Regions from separate parts of the Homo sapiens genome. Here all the other regions are linked to region 3. Evidence: chromatin contacts called from ENCODE Hi-C or POLR2A ChIA-PET data. All regions are on one chromosome and are shown on one strand. The core of a region is the stretch at or near the end of the contact, and the rest is flanking DNA. Distances in the headings are between cores, read along the strand shown.

Region 1 (2,700 bases), core at 34-2,533, 1.3 Mb before region 3:
GCTCCCCTGACCCTGAATCCCACAGAGCACAGGCATTCTCTCCACTTTAGAGATGGGTAAACTGAGGCTCAGGAAGGGTAAGTATGTGACATGTCAACTGACCAGGAAATAATGGAGCCAGGGCTCAAAATCCTGTGTACTTTTTAAATGTTGGCTCCCATCTCAAGTTGATGGCTTTTGTCTGACCTTTTGGCATGCGTTTGTTTTGGCAAATGGGGAGGTAGGGAGGTGGGTGGGTAAAATTGAGGGGTTCACTTTGGGCCTCCCTCAAAGCATCTCTGAGTGCGGAGCAGCAAGTAATCATCCCCACAGCGAGGTTCTGAAGCTCTCAGGGCAAAAGGCAAGTCTTGAGGCTCCCAGGAGGAGGCGGGTCTGAATGCTCCTGCTGGTTGGAATCTCACACCTTAGTCTGCAGGGCAAGGAGGAGCTGTTCTTTGTGACTTGGTTTAGACAAAAGTACATAGACCTGGGTCCCTGTGGCCCTGGCTGTCAGCCGGTTCAAGGCTGGAGGTGGTGCCAGGCCCCAGCTTGGGGCTGGGACACAGGTTGCTGCCCTTGAAGAGCCCACAGGGGCAGAAGGGACAGTCTACAAATAGACCCAAAGACACAGCACACTGCAAACTTGCAGAGGCTTTGAGCGCTGCACAGAGCAGGACACCCAGCGGGGGCCAGTCATCTCCGCTTTCTCAGGCCACAGTCAGGGAAGCATAAAAAAGAACCTTGGAGAGAAAGGGGGAAAAAAACCCACTCTTGCATTAAATCCTGGTAGCAAGCAGACTATCCTAGGGCCAGCTTGGGAGAGTAAGGAAGGCACTCTGGGAGCTGGCATGGCACAAGCCAAGGAAAAGCCAGTGGAAAAAGTTGGGGGATCTGTGGGCAGTTTGGGGAGCAGGTGACCCCAGCCTGAGACAGAAAGCAGCCATTGGGAAGGCAGGCATGAGCCCACCTCAGGGTTGAAGGGAGGCCAGCCCTTCCCAGAGGTGGAGAGGGGAGCCTGGCAGAACGGGACTTGTCCACTGGTGCTTGGACTTTGCAAACAACCGGGCTTGCTGTAGCCAAGCTTACCAAGTGGACACTTACCTTGCCTCTTCCCCGATTATTTCATATCCTTCTGTAACTCTCACCCTGAGACCCAGCCTGGCCTTCCCCTAGCTGCAGATTATTCTGCTCCAAAAGCACAGCAGAGGACGGCTCCTTACTCGAGGAATGCGGGCGGCGGTCGTCCAGAGCCGATGATGAAACGGGCTATTTCTGCCCCGGGACATCAGCAGGGCTCTGGGCTCTGGCTCCAAGGCACACACTCTCCTGTTTTTAATGTTTCCCTAAACAAATGTTTTCCTTCCCACCTCGGGATATTTTTATTTGACTCTAGGTGCTGGAATAGCTTTAGCAATCATTCTGGATTGAAGTTGGAATCGTGGTTAGGGTCCGGCTAAGCGGCAAGCAATTTCTCACTCCCCAAGTGATCTGTTACTCGTGGCTGATTTGGAAGTAAAAATAGCAGCTGAGGCTGTTTGTTTAATCTGACTGTTACTTGACACCACGCGGGTGTTGCAGTGCGGACTGTTTGCCTCTTCCCCACCAAGAACACCATTTGGTTTCCCCCGGCTGGGTCTCTATTTAGGTAAGCTTCGCGGACTTCCCGTGTCTGGCCGGCTTCTGGTCACTGATCTTCCTCAGGTGGGTAGGTTTGTGAGCTAGAGGAGGCTTGGGTCCTGAATCCACTCTCCTATCACCTTTGGGCAGCCTGGATAAAGAGGAAAGAAGTCTTGGCTGCTGGGCAGAGCCGGGTTTCTCTCCCATTCCCGAGGAGGCCTGAGCAGCTGGACACGCAGAGAGCGGAAGGTACAGCCCAGACACTTGTCTGGCTCCTTAGCGTGGGCAGGGAGGCTCAAGTTCATGGCGGGAGGGATGTTCCCGCTGGGCCGATGCTGTGCTGGGGAAGTAGTTCGGTGCCAGGGTGCTGTGCAGGGTGGTATGTGTGTGCCGGGAGCCCATTGGTGTTGGGGCTAAGGTTCTTGGTGTGCTGGATGGGCCTCGGGGACCACGTACCCGGAACCGTGTACATGTGTGACTTTGTCCTTAGGTGTCATCTGTCAGGGATCTCTGCTCCCACATGGCTGAGTGCACAGATGTGCCCAGGCCACTGCGCTGTCAAATGGGTGACCCCATGGTCCCAGGTTTTCAGCATTCAGGGCTGAGGGAGGCTGGCTTTCTTAGCTCCCCCAGCGCTGGGCCAGGCAGGGTCACACCAGCTGTAACAAAGAGAAAAACTGGTGACTGAGACGTTCTGGCCTGTGGGCTCTGCGAGCATGTGTGTCCCCAAAACAAAGCCCGCCACAGGCTGCCTGTTCTTACACACCCTGGGAGGGCCCCCACCAGACTCCCACAGGGTATGCTTGACTGAGTCTAAAATTACCTCTTTTATTTTCTGGTGGAGAAGAATTGAACATTGAGAACGGCAGTGGTCAATGTGTGTGGAAAGCTAGATAGCCTTAAGAAAAATCATTGTGTAGGCCTTTCAGGTAGCTCCCTAAGTATAGGAACCTGGGAAGCAGATTAAACAGATGTGTGTAGTAAATGAGGTCCTGTTTTCCAGCATTTGAGTTCCCTTTGCAGTAGTGGCTGGTAACTCTGGTCTGTGGTCTGAGCATCTGGTTTTGTAAATAAAGTTGTATTGGCACACAGCCACCTTCATTC
Region 2 (2,700 bases), core at 5-2,504, 1.9 Mb before region 3:
GGGGTCCTGGCCTGTCCCATGCTGGCCACCCTTCCTGCCTCTGTGGAAGTTCCTCTGTCTAATCCGCTCTTACCATAGGCCTCTGATTTCAGGCAATATCTTCTTGTAGATTTTATTTATGATTTCATTGGTGACAATGACGAGGGGTTTTCATCATATACAACAAACACTTCACTGCAAATTCTCTAAGGTTTTCTCTTTCCCTTGGCTGGCACTGCATGTATCCTTTCAATTTCTCTTTTCTTTTCTTTTTTTTCTTTTTTTTTTTTTTGAGACGGAGCTTCGCTCTTGCTGTCCAGACTGGAGTGCAGCTGGATAGATCTCCTATTTTGGCTGCTGTCTACTGACAAGTTTGCACTGGTGGAGGTTGAGGTTTTGTGACAAATGTTATTTTCCTCTTTAAACCAATCTTGGAGCTTTACTCCATGTCATAACAAGTGATGTTGTTGCTGCCTCTCAGTCAGTCATGCATGGTCCACTGGTTTTGTGAGCTAGAGACAAGCGATGAGCTGCACTGAGGATCAAGGATCAGGCATTAGCGCTAACAAGTGCCCTTGCTCTTTGGCAAAATTCTCCTTTTACAGAGCACAAGCAGGATTGTGTGTGAATGGACATGCTTGTTTGTACTGTGGAGATGACGTTATGGATAGGTGACATGGATAATTCAGCCTAGTTTATATACTCAGAGGAATGAGAATTTGGAGTCTGAGTTTCAGAGACTTCCATTCTATGGTTTTAGATGTCCTCTCATCCTTGCCTCAGTGTTGGCCGCAGGAGGACTCCCCTCATTGGTGGTTCAAGTTCTATCTGAGGATGGGGGAGGAAGAAATCCAAGTGGGCAACTCTGAGCTTGGTGGGGTGAGGGCTGCCCAACCCATGCCATGTCCAGGGGTGCACTTAAACACACCTCTGATTAGATTCACCTAACACCATCATTGTTCTCATTTTGCCAGAGGCCCAGAGAGGAGAGGTGTGCACCAGTGGTCACACGGCTAGTGAAGAGGGGACACAGAATCCAGACCTACTCTTCTAGGGCTGGGCTGTACTTTCCATTTTGTCCTTGGCCCCAACCAGCACCGCTTGACCACGGAGGCTGCACAGCCAGCCCCAAGGGGCCTTGCTGCAGAACCCAAGTCACCCGCCAGAACTCCAGCAGCTCCGTGGTCGGCTGGAGAGTGGGCAGAGTCAGGCATCTGCCGGCTCTCCACTTCTGCTTTCTCCAGGAAATGAGCAGAGACCCAGCTCCAGTGATTCAGAGTGAAACGGCGCTGAGGACTGACGATGTGGGGCCGGGTCCTCTTCCCCCGAGCCTGAGGGGCTGCAGCTGGGGATAGGGGGCCCATGCCTTCTGATGTCTACAGGCGCTGACGGCCACCCCTCCAGGTAGGCCACCTTGCTCTTGGCCCAGCCAGGCCAGCCTAGAGGTGGGCATATGGGCGCCGCCTGTCAGCGTGGGGCCTACTGGCTGCCTCCTGGGAGGCTGACTATGGGGCACATGTGACCCAGTGCCTGGTTTGGGTTTGTGAATGTGGGAGAGGAGGTGAGCTGGGGAGCAGGAAGTGTGTGTGGCGTGGGGGGCCCATGTGGTCAGGGCCACTCCAGGGCCTGGGTCTGCCTGAGTGTGTGTCACTGCTGAAGTTTGGGAGTCAGGCTGGGCTCCAGCAGCACTCCTCGACCTCTGACGGTAGGTCAAGTCCTTTCTCGGGGTCCTGCTATGAAGGGAACCCTGGGAAGGGCTGACACGGGCTTTCCTGGTTGTCGAGGGGGCGGAGAGAGCAGGCCGACAGGACAGTGAGGCTCGCCCTCCAAGCTCCCTCATAGGCCTCTGAGGAGTGCAGAGTTGGAGGGCCATTTCCAACGGGCCTCAGAGGGAGCTGGTCTATCCCGGCCCTGTCATTACTCCACTGGGTTCTGGTAAGTAGGTGCCTCCCTGGGCTCACTTCCCTCATCTGAATTATTACAGCAAACCATTGAAACGCCTGCATTTTCTGCCTAAGCAGGGCCACCTGCTCAGTAAGGACTGATTCTTCTTTTCCCCTGAAATGAAACTTCTAGAACACTAAACCGATCCTTTGTCCCAACTCATCTAAAGTGTGGGGGGGCTGGTTTGATAACTAAGGGCTCTATGCATTACCCTTTCCATGGAGCACACTAATTTTAATATGAGTTTATGTATAGTCATTCATTTAGTTATTTAACAAATAGGTATTGAGAAACCACGCCCTGCCAGGCTCTGGTCAAAGCGGACAGGGGTCTACGGTGCTCAGCAGGTGGGAGAATAGCAGGTAGGGTGGGGGTCTTGGGAGGGTGGGGATGGCTCTAGTCTTCTGAGAGGGGACCTGTGAGGGAGGCCGAGTCCTGTGGGTTTCTGAGAAGTGTTCTTGATAAGGGTCTGGAGGAGGAGACCTCGTGGAGGTTGGTGTGGCAGAGCCGGGTAAGGGGCATGCCTGGGGTTCTGGCCAGAGAGGTAGGGAACAGGGTCAGGTCAGGGAGGCCCTTCCTGTCTGTCCATCCTGAGCACATGGGCTATTCTTTCATGAACTTGGAAAGATTTTCTGTGTTGAAAGAAAAGAAAATTTCGGCCAGGCGCAGTGGTTCACGCCTGTAATCTCAGCACTTTGGGAGGCTGAGAGGGGCAGATCACCTGAGGTCAGGAGTTCAAGACCAGTCTGGACAACACGATGAAACTCCATCTCCAAA
Region 3 (2,700 bases), core at 43-2,542:
GCCCCCGCAACCGTGAGGCCGGCTGTCTGTCCCTGCCCCACGACTCACTTGCACTGGAGTCACGGCAGCCGCCGGAATTCCGCTCGCGGAGCCCCCGCCGCGGAATGAAATCCGGGGCAGGGCAGCGTCGGGGCTCCGCACCCCAATCGCGCTCTCCGACCGGCTCCCTAGGCGCGAGGGGAGAGCAGTCAGCCCAGGCCGGTCCTTCTCACTCCCGACCTGCCCGCCGCCTGCCGCCCGCAGCCGCTGCCCCGCTGGTGCGAACGCTTTCGACTTGCCACCGCGAGCCTCCCGGGCTGCCGAGCATGCCCAGTCCGCTGCCCGAGCCGGCCCGGCTTCCCGCGCGACGCGACTCCGCTCCTCCGGGTGTTCACTGCGGCCGGGGGGGCGGGCCGGCCGGGCGGGGTCCGCGGGGGGCTCCTCCCGGGACCGAGCGGGACCCCGAACCAAGGGACAGTCGCAGTTTGGGCCCCTTGAATTTTACTTTCAAGTAATGGGAAACTGAGGAGGCGGGCGCTTTCCCCAGCGTTTTTAGGGGCCCACTAAGTAAGGCCTAGCGGGAGCCAGATTTTACAATCTGGGACGGTAAATCCCTTGGGGCAGGGCCGGAGACGGGAGCCGCTAGAGCTGGTCACAAAGCAGGGAACGCAAACTCAGCCTGCTGGAAGCCAGGCACGAGTTTGCGAACTACTACTGGATTCTTTTTCCCACCAAGCCCAAGGGCTGCGACACTTGGGATTAATGCCCAATGGATCATTCCTAGGAAACGGCCGACCTGACTATTCGGCCCATTTTCAAACCTCTAACCATAGACTCTCATCTTTCTCCCACAACAGAAAAAAAAAGCCTCTGGCGACGCCTGGGAGCGCGACGGAGGCGCAAGAGCTCTAACCGCGCGAGGTGAAAACTCCGACTGCGTCAGAGCCGCCCCGCCCCGCCTGGGGCCCACCTTCCGCCGCCCCTCCGAGCTGCGGCGAAAACCCGGAGAGCGGCTAGGCCGGGGTCGGAGCCCGCGCATGCCCAGTAGCCCCACGTGGTGCAAGTCGCCTGAAGGAAGGTTTTCCTCTGCTCCCCGAGCGAAGCCCCAGCGCCCAAGTTAGGATGGACAGCGGGGAGAGCTGGCCTTCCCGCCCCGATGCCCGCCGTCCCTGGCCGGCCCGCGCCGCACCTCGGTGGCCTACAGGCAGCCCGAGGCCGTGCCTCCCGCGGGGTCGGGGACTTGGCGAGCGGGGGAAGGGGCGCGGCTACGGGCCCGGCGTACCACGTGACTGTCCGCGGCGCTCCGGGCAGCCATCTTCCGCCCGGCCATCGGGCCGCGGGCGCTCGGAACCGACCTGGGAGCTGGCGGGACCGTCCTCCCCCGCCACGCCCTCCCATCGGGCTTTGGGCGCCGGACTCTGGCCACCGCTCGGCACCTGCCTCCGCCTCGCCTTGGGGTATAGGAGTCCTGTACCGACCCCTGGCTTGCCCAGAGGACAGGTTCTCGCCCGGGCCAGAAGCAAACTGCGGCGAAATCGAGACAACAGAACTCAGGTGGCGGAGGGTCCCCGCTTTTCCCCAGAGGCGGAAGTTGGCGAGGGAGTCCTCTTCCGTTATCCAGCGAGAGCGCTGCTCTGGCTGCCTCCCGGTTCTAACCTAGTCCCTGCAGAGGAGTGATGTACCGGCAGGGACATTGGACAGAGGCCGTGCTCTTCCCTGCAGCGCATACCCCGCGGCCCCTGCTGGTGGGCCGCTTCGATGGTGCTGAGGTTCATAGTGAATATTTATTGAGCGCCTGCCTCGAGTCCCTTGGGTTTCCTGTTGTCTCGGGACCTGCCGCGTCACTATCACCCTAGAATTTGTTAGAAATGCACGTTTTCGGCCCCACCTAGACCTACAGAACCAGAAACTGCGGGTGGAGTCCTGCAATATGATTAACAAAGCCCTCCGGGTAGTTGTCATGGACGCCTCTATATTTCAGCTAAGCAGTCCATTTTAATAAGCTAGGCAGTGAAAATTTCCATAGTTTTCCCCAAAGCACAGTGAGGAGTCAGGGATTCAAAATGAGGCAATCTGCCCCAATGCAGGCGTTTTATTGCACCCTCCACTCCTGGCTCCTCTGGTTTTTTCGCCCGTAAGACACAGTACTGCTCTTCTCAGGAAGATTAGGAAAGTACATTTGTCACATACGCTTTTCAAGCACGGCTTTAAAATAACAACTGAAATTCAGTTCAACTGCATGTTTTGAGTATCTACTGGGAGCAAGGCTCTGTGAAGTATAGTAGCCCTACTGGTTATGTTTATCAGTTTGCACCTAAAAGGTGAAAGGAAGGCTTGCTTTCTTGTGATGTAAATTTTTTCAAACTAAGGGAGTGCCAGAAAACTGCTGGCTGCTTTCTCTCCCGTGTTGGTTTCTCTCCAGTGCTATCCAGAATATGCTGTAAGCTCTGGACTTCCTGAAACAAAGGTCCAAGTAAGCATCTGGTCTTTGATGTACTTTAAAATGCACCCCACCCCCACATGAAAGATAACTAAATTTTTCAAAATATTAATACTTCTTGAATGTAAATCGTGTGTCTAAGGTACTGGCATAATTTTTTTTTTCAAATTTTCTATATGTTTGAAATGTTTCATAATAAAATCCTTTTAAATTTTTTTCCATGTGTAATTTTAGGATGATATATATATAGCACATGGAAAAAAGCAGGGCATAGAAGTATT

What was found. Hi-C counts contacts between places; a loop is a spot of excess contacts on that map. ChIA-PET counts read pairs that join two places held with the same protein, here RNA polymerase II (POLR2A). Pooled maps may share reads with other maps.
Region 1: a loop to region 3 is called in a pooled map of gastrocnemius medialis, with 3 times the contacts of the local background. The contact joins the promoter of C10orf71-AS1 here to the promoter of SGMS1-AS1 in region 3. A Hi-C loop is called at or near these places in 1 of 168 maps with a recorded cell type or tissue (heart right ventricle) and 1 of 50 pooled maps.
Region 2: a pooled map shows a loop between it and region 3 (3-fold over the local background). The contact joins the promoter of WDFY4 here to the promoter of SGMS1-AS1 in region 3. A Hi-C loop is called at or near these places in 1 of 168 maps with a recorded cell type or tissue (B cell), 6 of 37 single-sample maps with no recorded cell type and 5 of 50 pooled maps. POLR2A ChIA-PET finds 5 or more read pairs at or near these places in 1 of 52 experiments (activated B cell).

The regions. Positions count from the first base shown.
Region 1 is chr10:49,297,610-49,300,309 of GRCh38, forward strand. C10orf71-AS1 (C10orf71 antisense RNA 1) reads right to left here and starts at 1,284. Exons shown (of 2, transcript NR_108038.1): 1 at 1,081-1,284. C10orf71 (chromosome 10 open reading frame 71) reads left to right here and starts at 1,561. Exons shown (of 3, transcript NM_001135196.2): 1 at 1,561-1,624.
Region 2 is chr10:48,683,619-48,686,318 of GRCh38, forward strand. WDFY4 (WDFY family member 4) reads left to right here and starts at 1,255. Exons shown (of 62, transcript NM_001394531.1): 1 at 1,255-1,383. RefSeq lists enhancers at 177-256, 1,187-1,486, 1,505-2,045 and a silencer at 477-526.
Region 3 is chr10:50,623,659-50,626,358 of GRCh38, forward strand. SGMS1-AS1 (SGMS1 antisense RNA 1) reads left to right here and starts at 1,293. Exons shown (of 4, transcript NR_126411.1): 1 at 1,293-1,533. SGMS1 (sphingomyelin synthase 1) reads right to left here and starts at 298. Exons shown (of 11, transcript NM_147156.4): 1 at 49-298. RefSeq lists an enhancer at 167-695 and silencers at 246-505, 554-711, 836-1,465.